2 separate regions of the Homo sapiens genome follow, and region 1 is linked to region 2. A link is an interaction called in ENCODE POLR2A ChIA-PET data of the cell type or tissue named here. Cell type or tissue: MCF 10A. All regions are shown on one strand. Each heading gives the region's core, and the rest is flanking DNA. Links, peaks and the distances in the headings are about the cores only. Region 1 has its middle 60 kb from the start of ACSL4. Region 2 has its middle 110 kb from the start of ACSL4.

Region 1 (4,399 bases), core at 279-4,278, 54 kb before region 2:
GAAACAAATGTCTTAGAAATGGCCTTTCCTTGGAAACTTGAGAAGCAGGTTGAGAGAGGGAAAGAGAAGAAATGGCCCAAGTAAAGAGTAGGCAAGGCTTTGCATACTCAACAAAAGCATGCAGGGATGTTCAGGGACCATGGCAGATTGCCTCTCACAACTGTTATTATTATTATCACCTACTACTATGAACCAGAGTAAAACATGACTTATCTTTTGTCCCTGTTTCTATCTGCACACATTACATGCTGTACCTTCTTTCTCTGGACCCTGAATTGATCTTTTGAGGAATTACCTAATGACTCAAATAAAAAGACTATTCTTCCCTTACCTCTTCTGATTTCCTTTTCCTGACTGCAGACTGAGGTGTCTCTCACTCTTCCTTCCTATTTTACTTCAGCCTGAGACATCATACAGAGTTTTACTCTTTTTTTTTCCCCACTACAATAGGCATTTTGAAAACTCATTAATTTTTTGGAGCCAGAACAAGCATGCTATCTTCCAGCATGACATCTCCAACTGGAAGCATTGCTTTTTCCACAGGGAGCCAAATAAAATGTCACCTTTTAGGCAAGGTGTGGCTTTCTCCAGAATGAGCTTTGAAAACTTATGATCATCTGTAATCCCAGCACTTTGGGAGGCTGAGGCGGGCAGATCACTTGAGGTCAGGAATTTGAGATGAGCCTGGCCAACATGGTGAAACCCTGTCTCTACTAAAAATACAAAAATTAGCCAGGCATGGTGGTGCGCGCCTGTAGTCCCAGCTGCTCAGGAGGCTGATGCAGGAGAATTGCTTGAACCCGGGATGTGGAGGTTGCAGTGAGCTGAGATCACACCACTGCACTCCAGCCTGGGTGACAGAGCGAGACTCTGTCTCAAAAAAAAAAAAAAAAAAAAGAAAAGAAAAGAAAAGAAAACTTACGATCAACATACATTTCATCAGGCTACCTGGAATAGTCATCTATATTTCACTGAATATTAAATATGCCTGGCACAATTAAACTGCAATATCCATCAGAAATTCTTTTCTAAATCAGGGCCAGAAAGTGTTAGTGCAGAAAGAAAACTTAGATGTTGACTGTATTAGTTTCTTAGAGCTATCATGACAAAATACCACAAACTGTGATGGCTTGAAACAACAGAAATTTATTCTCTCGTAGTTCTGGAGGCTAGAAGTCCAAAATCAAGGTGCCAGCCGGGCTACAGTCCTTTTGAAGCTTCTAGGGGTAGATCTTTTCTTACCTCTTCCAGCTCTTGGTAACACCAGGCATTCCTTGGCTTGCAGCTGCGTAACTCCAATCTCTATGTCTAGCTTTACATGGAGTTCTTTTTGTGTGTTTCTCTTTTCTTCTAATAAAGACACCAGTTACACTGAATTAAGGGCCCACTCTACTCCAGTATGACCTTATCTTAACTAATTACATCTGCAATGACTTTATTTCCATATAAGGTCACATTCTGAAGTGCTAGTAGTTAGGACTTCAACATATTATTTTGGGAGGGGACACAACTTAACCTATAACATTGATTGATTCTTTTACTTTGCTGATAATAAAATGAGACACAAGAAGGTCATGAAGTTCCCACAGTCACTGCTCTTTAAATTCCATCTTTCTGGATTTAGGACCCTTCCCCACTTTCTCCCCCAAGAATGGCTGAAGCCCTCAGACCTTGTCTAACCTCTTGGTCTTCTAACCCATTCTCTCTGTTGACTTTTAATATCTTATCCCTCACCTTGCTGCTCTGCTGCATGACCCCTGCCCTGATGCCACCTATGCCCCAAAGTGTGCGCCATGAGAGGCAGTCTTCATGTCTCTGAACACTCCATGGTGAAAACACAATAGACATTGGAGTGCACTTGTGCCTTTGCTTTGGATGAAGTCAGAATGAGCCTCTTGAAGAATGTGTGGGCTGGTAGAAAAATTAATATGGACAATAATCATATATGGAAGTTTATTGCTGAAAATTGTCTTGGGATGATAGGCAAGTCATAGCTATATTATTTTAAATGATACAAAACAAACACACCTGAGAGAGGACTTTTTTTCAGACTACCACAGGGCAAGTATAAGCAAGTGAAACCTACGGACCTAAAGCCTTTTCTTGGTTCTAGAGGTGTGCTCACATTCCTCTGGGATGGTAAAACACACAGGAAGGTGATTCAGAGCTTCCTTCAGGAGATTAATGCTTCAAAAGCCAAACCCTCTGGGCAAGCAAACTTTCCCTTGGTCTTCTTGGATTTTCTTCTTTACTTGATGCTGAAGGCGTTTCATGTACTAATTAAGAGATATTTATCTTCTTTTTAATTCAACTGAAAAATACCTATAGAAAGGCTATATCAAGTTAACGCCTATCACTGAATAGACTTAATAGTGTTATTTTCTCTTATTGAAATGTACTCAGCACCATCAAGCCTATTATTGTATTTATATCCTGAAAATGCCAACTACATAAATAGAGGAAGACCAGGTTTGATGATTACATGAATTATTACAATTTAGAGGAAGATCATAGAACTTGCAAGATCCAAAGGAACCTTTTTTTTTTAAGTGGTCTTCCACAGCACTCATGTTTGCCTCTAGAGTTCATCAAATTTCATTTATTATCAACTGGCATGGTTACTTAGGTCATTCCTGCCGCTTAGAATAGAATTGGTAGAGCAGGTCCCTGATCTCTACCATAAACCCTATCAATCATTTTGGGTTGAAAAACAACAACAACAACAAGTACAACAAAAACAGTGTGGTCTTCCTTTAATATCCCAACTGAGCCTTTTGTGAGCAGGGGCCAACTCAATTCAAAAGTAGGTATACTCCTAATGGTGGTTGCCCAGGGCTGGGGGAAGGGGAAAAGGGGAGTTACAGTTTAACGGGTATAGGGTTTCAGTTTTGTTTGTTTTTTTTTTTTTTTTTTTTTTGAGACGGAGTTTCACTCTTGTTGCCCAGGCTGGAGTGCAATGGCGCACTCTTGGCTCACCACAACCTCTGCCTCCGGGTTCAAGCGACTCTCCTGCCTCAGCCTCCCAAGTAGCCGGGATTACAGGCATGTGCCACGACGCCCAGCTAATTTTGTATTTTTAGTAGAGACGGGGTTTCTCCATGTTGGTCAGGCTGGTCGCGAACTCCCAACCTCAGGTGATCCACCTGACTCGGCCTCCCAAAGTGCTAGGATTATAGGCGTGAGCCACCACATGTGGCCAGAGTTTCAGTTTTGCAAGATGAAAAAGTTCTGGAGATCTGTGGTACAACAACGTGAATATACATAACACTACTGAACTGTACCCTTAAAATGGTTAAGGTGCTAAAATTTGTTATGTATTCTTTTACCACAATACATTTTTTTTTTTAAGATGGAGTTTCACTCTTGTCCAGGCTACAGTGCAGTGGCGTGATCTCAGCTCACTGCAACCTCTGCCTCCCGGTTTCAAGCGATTCTCCTGCCTCAGCCTCCCGAGTAGCTGGGATTACAAGTGTGCACCACCACACCCAGCTAATTTTTGTATTTTAGTAGAGACAGGCTTTCACCATGTTGGCCAGGCTGGTCTCGAACTCCTGACCTCAAGTGATTCTCCCACCTCAGCCTCCCAAAGTGCTGGGATTACAGGCGTGAGCCACCACGCTCAGCCTAAAAATGTTTAAATTAATTTTTTAGAAAGTAGATATGCTAGTATGATTAAATAGGGGCCCCAAAGCCTCAGCCATCTGCTGAGCCTCATCTCAGCCTCTCCACAACTACCTACTTTAGTACCTAACAATCCCCCTACATCCAATTAAAGTTCCTCTTTCAAGTAAAAGCATTTTCCACATCAGGTCCCCATATAGACTACATACAGATTTGCAGGGAGAAAAGGGATAGTCAGGTAACTATTAATATGAACTAATTGAATAAAAATGTATAGGTGAGAAATTAGGACATGAAGCTACACAATATTTTTTTGAAGGAAACAATCTAGAAAAGTTGGAAACAAGGGATACCCTAAGAGTAGAGACACAGGAGGACCAGCGAGGTATGAGTGAGGTGAGACTCCCTGGAACGGGAGGAAAGGTCTTCAATATGAATCCTGAAAGGGCTTAGTAGTGTACCAAACATGCAATGTACCTATGGCACAACCAAATCCAGGTTGGCCCTGTGTCAAAACTAAGAACATAAATGCTGACAATATCAAGGACCAGGATGAGTGTCTGGGACTGGAAAACAAAAGCCAAGGCTACAAAGTCCAGGACAGCTGGATACACAAGGAGGTTCACATACGATGAAGATCACAGAAATAGATGGCTATGACAAAATTGGAAGTCTGGAATCAGGACAAGATAACCAAGGTTGGCAGAGCAAGATGGTGGCCAGAATAAGATATTCAGACAAGAGTGAAGGTTTAGGAATGTATAAGGTTAGAACAGAG
Region 2 (4,399 bases), core at 153-4,152:
CCTTTAGCTCCAGAAGAATAACCTTGGGCCTCAGGAGAGTTCTAAATCACATGGAACGAAAGAGGCAGGGGTTAGACATTTCCTGGGCTGAGGACATCATTGGTACTTTCTGGAGTTTTGGCCAGTTACAATTTCATTACATCACCATAAGAATACCCTACCTACTCTACCATAAACTTTTAGACTCTAAGATTTCTCAGAATCATCACTATATTCACAGAACCGTTGGGTATACTTCGGGCTTCCTTGGAAACCTGAACAATCCAAGTTCATCCCTTGCTAAGATGACAACCTTGAAAAACCCAGATTCATCTACTTCCAGAAGCCTATTGTACCAGAAAGTCACACTTTGGATGTGGTCAGGGCTTTTGCTTTTCCGGTGATTACAAATTCCAACCTTCTCTACCTCAGCCCTCATGGTTATGATCATTGCTCAAAGTAGCTGGTTGACAAATCCATATGCATATCATTTGACCAGGCCCTTGCTTTTAAAATTAAGTGTTTCCAAAACTCATGCGAACTGTGACCTCCAATGTGCCCGTGTCAGGAGGTGGGGCCTAGTGGGAGGTGTTTTGGTCACCAGGGAATATCTTTTATGAATAACTTGGTGGTGTTCTCTTGATAGTGAGTGAGTTTTCACTCCAATAAGACTTCATTAGTTCTCATGGAAATGAATTAGTTCCCAGGAGCATGGGTTGTAATAATGCCAGGACATTCCTTTAGTTTTATCTCTTTGCATGAGTCCACTTCCCCTTTGACTTTCCCTGAGATGGTTTGACCTACCACGCGGCCCTCATCAGAAGCTGAGCAAATGCCGGCACCATGCTTCTTGTACTTTCCAGCCTGCAGAACCTTGAGCTAAATAAACATCTTTTAAAAATAATAATAATAAAAAAAAGGTGTTTGAACAACTTTAAGGAAAGATGAAACCCAAGGTCAGTCTATACTTCTCCAGAGCTATGTTTACTGCAGAGACAGTAGGGGATGTGGTGGGGGTGGGATTAAGATATGATACCTTGAATCTTCTGGAGATTTCTTCAGCATCTCTGAGGGACTTGACTTAGTAGTAACTGGAGTATTGCATTTCATCCTGGCAGCCTCCTGAAGATTTGAATGGCAGGTAAATAGAACCAAGTTCATTGTCTAAACATCATTCTTCAACTCCATACACACTCATTATGTGTCTTCTAGGTACAAGACATTGTCTGCTGAATAAAGGTCTGCAAACATATTTGTTCTCACATTTTTTGGTAGTCTGTCTTCCTTTACTGCTATTTCTCATGATCAGGCTAGAATAGATAAATGGGATAATATCCAGGATGTGCAGGGAAAACCCAGCTCAACTTTCTGCTCAGCATGTGACTCCGAGAACATTCAATGGAACTTACCCAGGCCTCGTGGAAGAGGTGGTACTTGGTCTAGTTTACAGGAAGCTTTTTAGCTGAATCGTACAGTAAGTGAAAAAAGCATTTTTCTCTTGAAAAGCCAAGATTTTCCAAACCCAGATATGTATATGAGAGTACTTTTATCTATGGCTCTAATAACATTATCTTTCACCCATCAAATGCCAGAATAGTGAATTTTTTCCTCAGATAATTGCATATCTAAATGTTAAGTGTATGTAACAACTCTTAAATATGAATCTAACATTGATATGTATTTACCAAAGACCCGGGAGATGTTTCACTAGAAAATATGAACCTTAAAGTTTCAATTCACATCATTTACTCAGTTGGCAAACAGAACTTAGAGTTGAAAGTGAGGAAATCAGGGATTCTGGATATGCCAGAGACCAGAGTGTCTTTTAAGTAGAACATAGTAAGATAGGAAGTTGCCCAGCTTACCTAATCCTACTATTTTGCCAAGACAAGGATCTCCTTGGAAAACTAGGGAAAAGTTCAAATGACATCTGGGTAAGGTTCCTGTAGGAGTTCATTCTTTGCTTTCGTAAGCTCATTGTGCAATTGCATAATTCAGGAGAGGTGGCTGTTGGAGAAATGTCATGGGGCCTTACTAAGTGTGTGTCGGGGGAGTTCTACTTAGTGTACCCAGCCCAAATTCCAGGAAGGAAAGATGCCTTTAGTGAAAGGAATTCCTTTAACATGTAAGCCTAGACTTCAGATTCAGAGAAAAAAATGAGTCATGAAACAGTGTGGACTAGATGCTACTGCAGGGAATCCTGTACGATCACTTTTGCTCTGACTGTGTGAATGTGTTTGTGTGTGTGTGTGTGTGTGTGTGTTTGTCTGTGAGAGAGAGAGAGAGAGAGAGAGACACTCCTTGGTGTGAGGACAGAGGAGCAGAGAGAAAGAGATGTCCTTGAAAGGTGTATTCTGTGTGTATGTATGGAGCACCTCACTTTCCTCCTTACTTTCTCCACTTTTACTTACCCCCATCTTCACCTCTAAGCCTAACCCAGACAATCATTTAGAAAATCCAACCCTGAGTCACTTGGAAAGCAGTCCTTTAAGGGAATCTTTAATGCAATCTGTGGCTCAGACCAATTAGTCCGTTATCCCTGGAAACATGGCTGATTCAGAACACTTTGCTAGGTTTTTTGACTCACATCTTTCAGTTTAGCTCTTGAGCGGATAATAATACTCAAGGCCCAGAGACAGAAGCTCAGGCCCATGGGACTGTCTGGGCACAAAGGTAGTCAAGGGATTGTTCATCTTCTTTATCCATCAGGGTCCAGAAACTAGCCTCCTCTCTATCTGAAACAACTAGCGTCTGTGCCAGGATATTCTTCATTGGTATACCACCCCCAGTGAACTGTGGGCCCCACGTGCATCCCCGCAAAAAGAAGTATGTTTATTTAAATTGAATGTGGTAAATAAGCATGGAGGAGAGACTTGGAGACCAAAGAAGGTGAGGGGCTCTCATGGAGTCTCATAGAGCAAGAATAGGGAGGATTTAAAGGAAGGAGATGGTGCCATATCTAAGCAGCCCGCCTCAACTTAGCCACTCATTTTAATGTATTCATGAGTACATCGATCTTTTTAAACTCCTCTGAGTAAAGGCTCCAGCTTCTTTGTCCTTCCCTGCTCCCCTCCACCCCCTCCATCCACCAACCACCTGGTCTCTGGTCTCCGCTGCTGGGTGGGAACTCTCAGAGTGCAGGGTCAGGGCAATCACCCCATTAGCCATACCCTGGGGACAGTCTGGGTCACTGCCCTTTCAGAAAGATTTGCCTAACAGAAGGGGAGGGGTTGGAGGAAGAGCTAGAGAAAGGCATAGAAAGAGATTAAGGACACAGGAAGGGGAGGGGTTGCCATATGGCATAAAGGAAGCATGATTAAAAAGATTAGCTGCTGTTCAATCAGAGAGACTTGTGTGTGGGGCAGGGGACACGTTAGAAACCTAGAGAATCACAAAGAGCCTCGTGGAGTGAACAATGAATTTCAAAAGAGAAAAAAGAAAGAATGCCTTTTAAGTTTATGAGGTGATTTTAAGCCAAATCAAGGGAAGTCTGATTTTATGCAGTGGAGAGAATCCATTACCATGAGAAACAGCACAAGCTGGCAATATAAGTCACATTCCCAAAAAAGCACAAAAAAAGTACTATTAATAAACCCACAATGGAGTATTAAAGGAATGGTAGCTGACATTCAAGAGGCCAATTCATCCCTTGGAGGCCCTGTGAAAGATAGACTCCTGAGCTGAAGAAGGGGGCTGATCCAGCTTTTTCCATTTTTAGGTTTTTGGGCAATGTAGGGAAGAGCTGCTCTCATTTCCAATACCATTGATCTCTACATGTTCCCCCTAGAGAAGAATCAACCTACTAAAAATGATATTTTCTAGATGTCTTCTAAAGATTTTGCAAATCAGATTTCTACAATCTACCATGTTATAAATAATTTTGAATTTGGAGGCATAAACAACAGTTACACAAATATCCTAGCCCAGGTTGTAAATGTAATTAGACCTAAGGATCAGAATAAAAGTGGAAACCTACGACACACTTCAATTTTGCTAAAGTGAAGGGAAGTATTGAGGCAATTACAGGGTACTTTGGGAAACTCCACGACAATTGAGAGCAAGGCTGACTCGGAAGATGAGCTGCTTTCATAAGGGTCACTTTTAGAAGCACCAAGGCGGTAAGTAGCAAATGGAAAGACAGAAAGAGGGACTTAGTCTCACCTTGTAACAAACCACACACACACACACACACACACACACACACAGGCAATGCCTAGCCTGTGAGAGTGATCAGAGCAGATATTCACTGAAGCTGAATTCTACCTTGTCACAGGTAATCCCAGAAACATGTCAGCCAGTCAAGAATCACCGGATGGCATCCAAATTCAGAATGGCCCCACACAGAGGCAAGATGTTTATGAGGCTCTTTTGGGGTTGACTGCACTACAACAAATTTTAGATGTAACAGAATAATTTAAAA

The links. Peaks named below come from ENCODE experiments on the same cell type or tissue, not always from the same donor. Only the 100,000 strongest peaks of a DNase experiment are listed, where the experiment ranks them.
Region 1: POLR2A ChIA-PET joins it to region 2 with 5 read pairs; 5 of 35 experiments call an interaction of 5 or more read pairs at or near these places.

The regions. Positions count from the first base shown.
Region 1 is chrX:109,791,264-109,795,662 of GRCh38, forward strand. No RefSeq gene overlaps it. Among named protein-coding and RNA genes, the nearest start is that of ACSL4, 60 kb to the left of the region's middle. In MCF 10A, for the core only: no CTCF peak of the experiment used is centred there; a DNase peak (open chromatin) is centred at 2,138.
Region 2 is chrX:109,845,471-109,849,869 of GRCh38, forward strand. No RefSeq gene overlaps it. Among named protein-coding and RNA genes, the nearest start is that of ACSL4, 110 kb to the left of the region's middle. In MCF 10A, for the core only: no CTCF peak of the experiment used is centred there; a DNase peak (open chromatin) is centred at 1,981.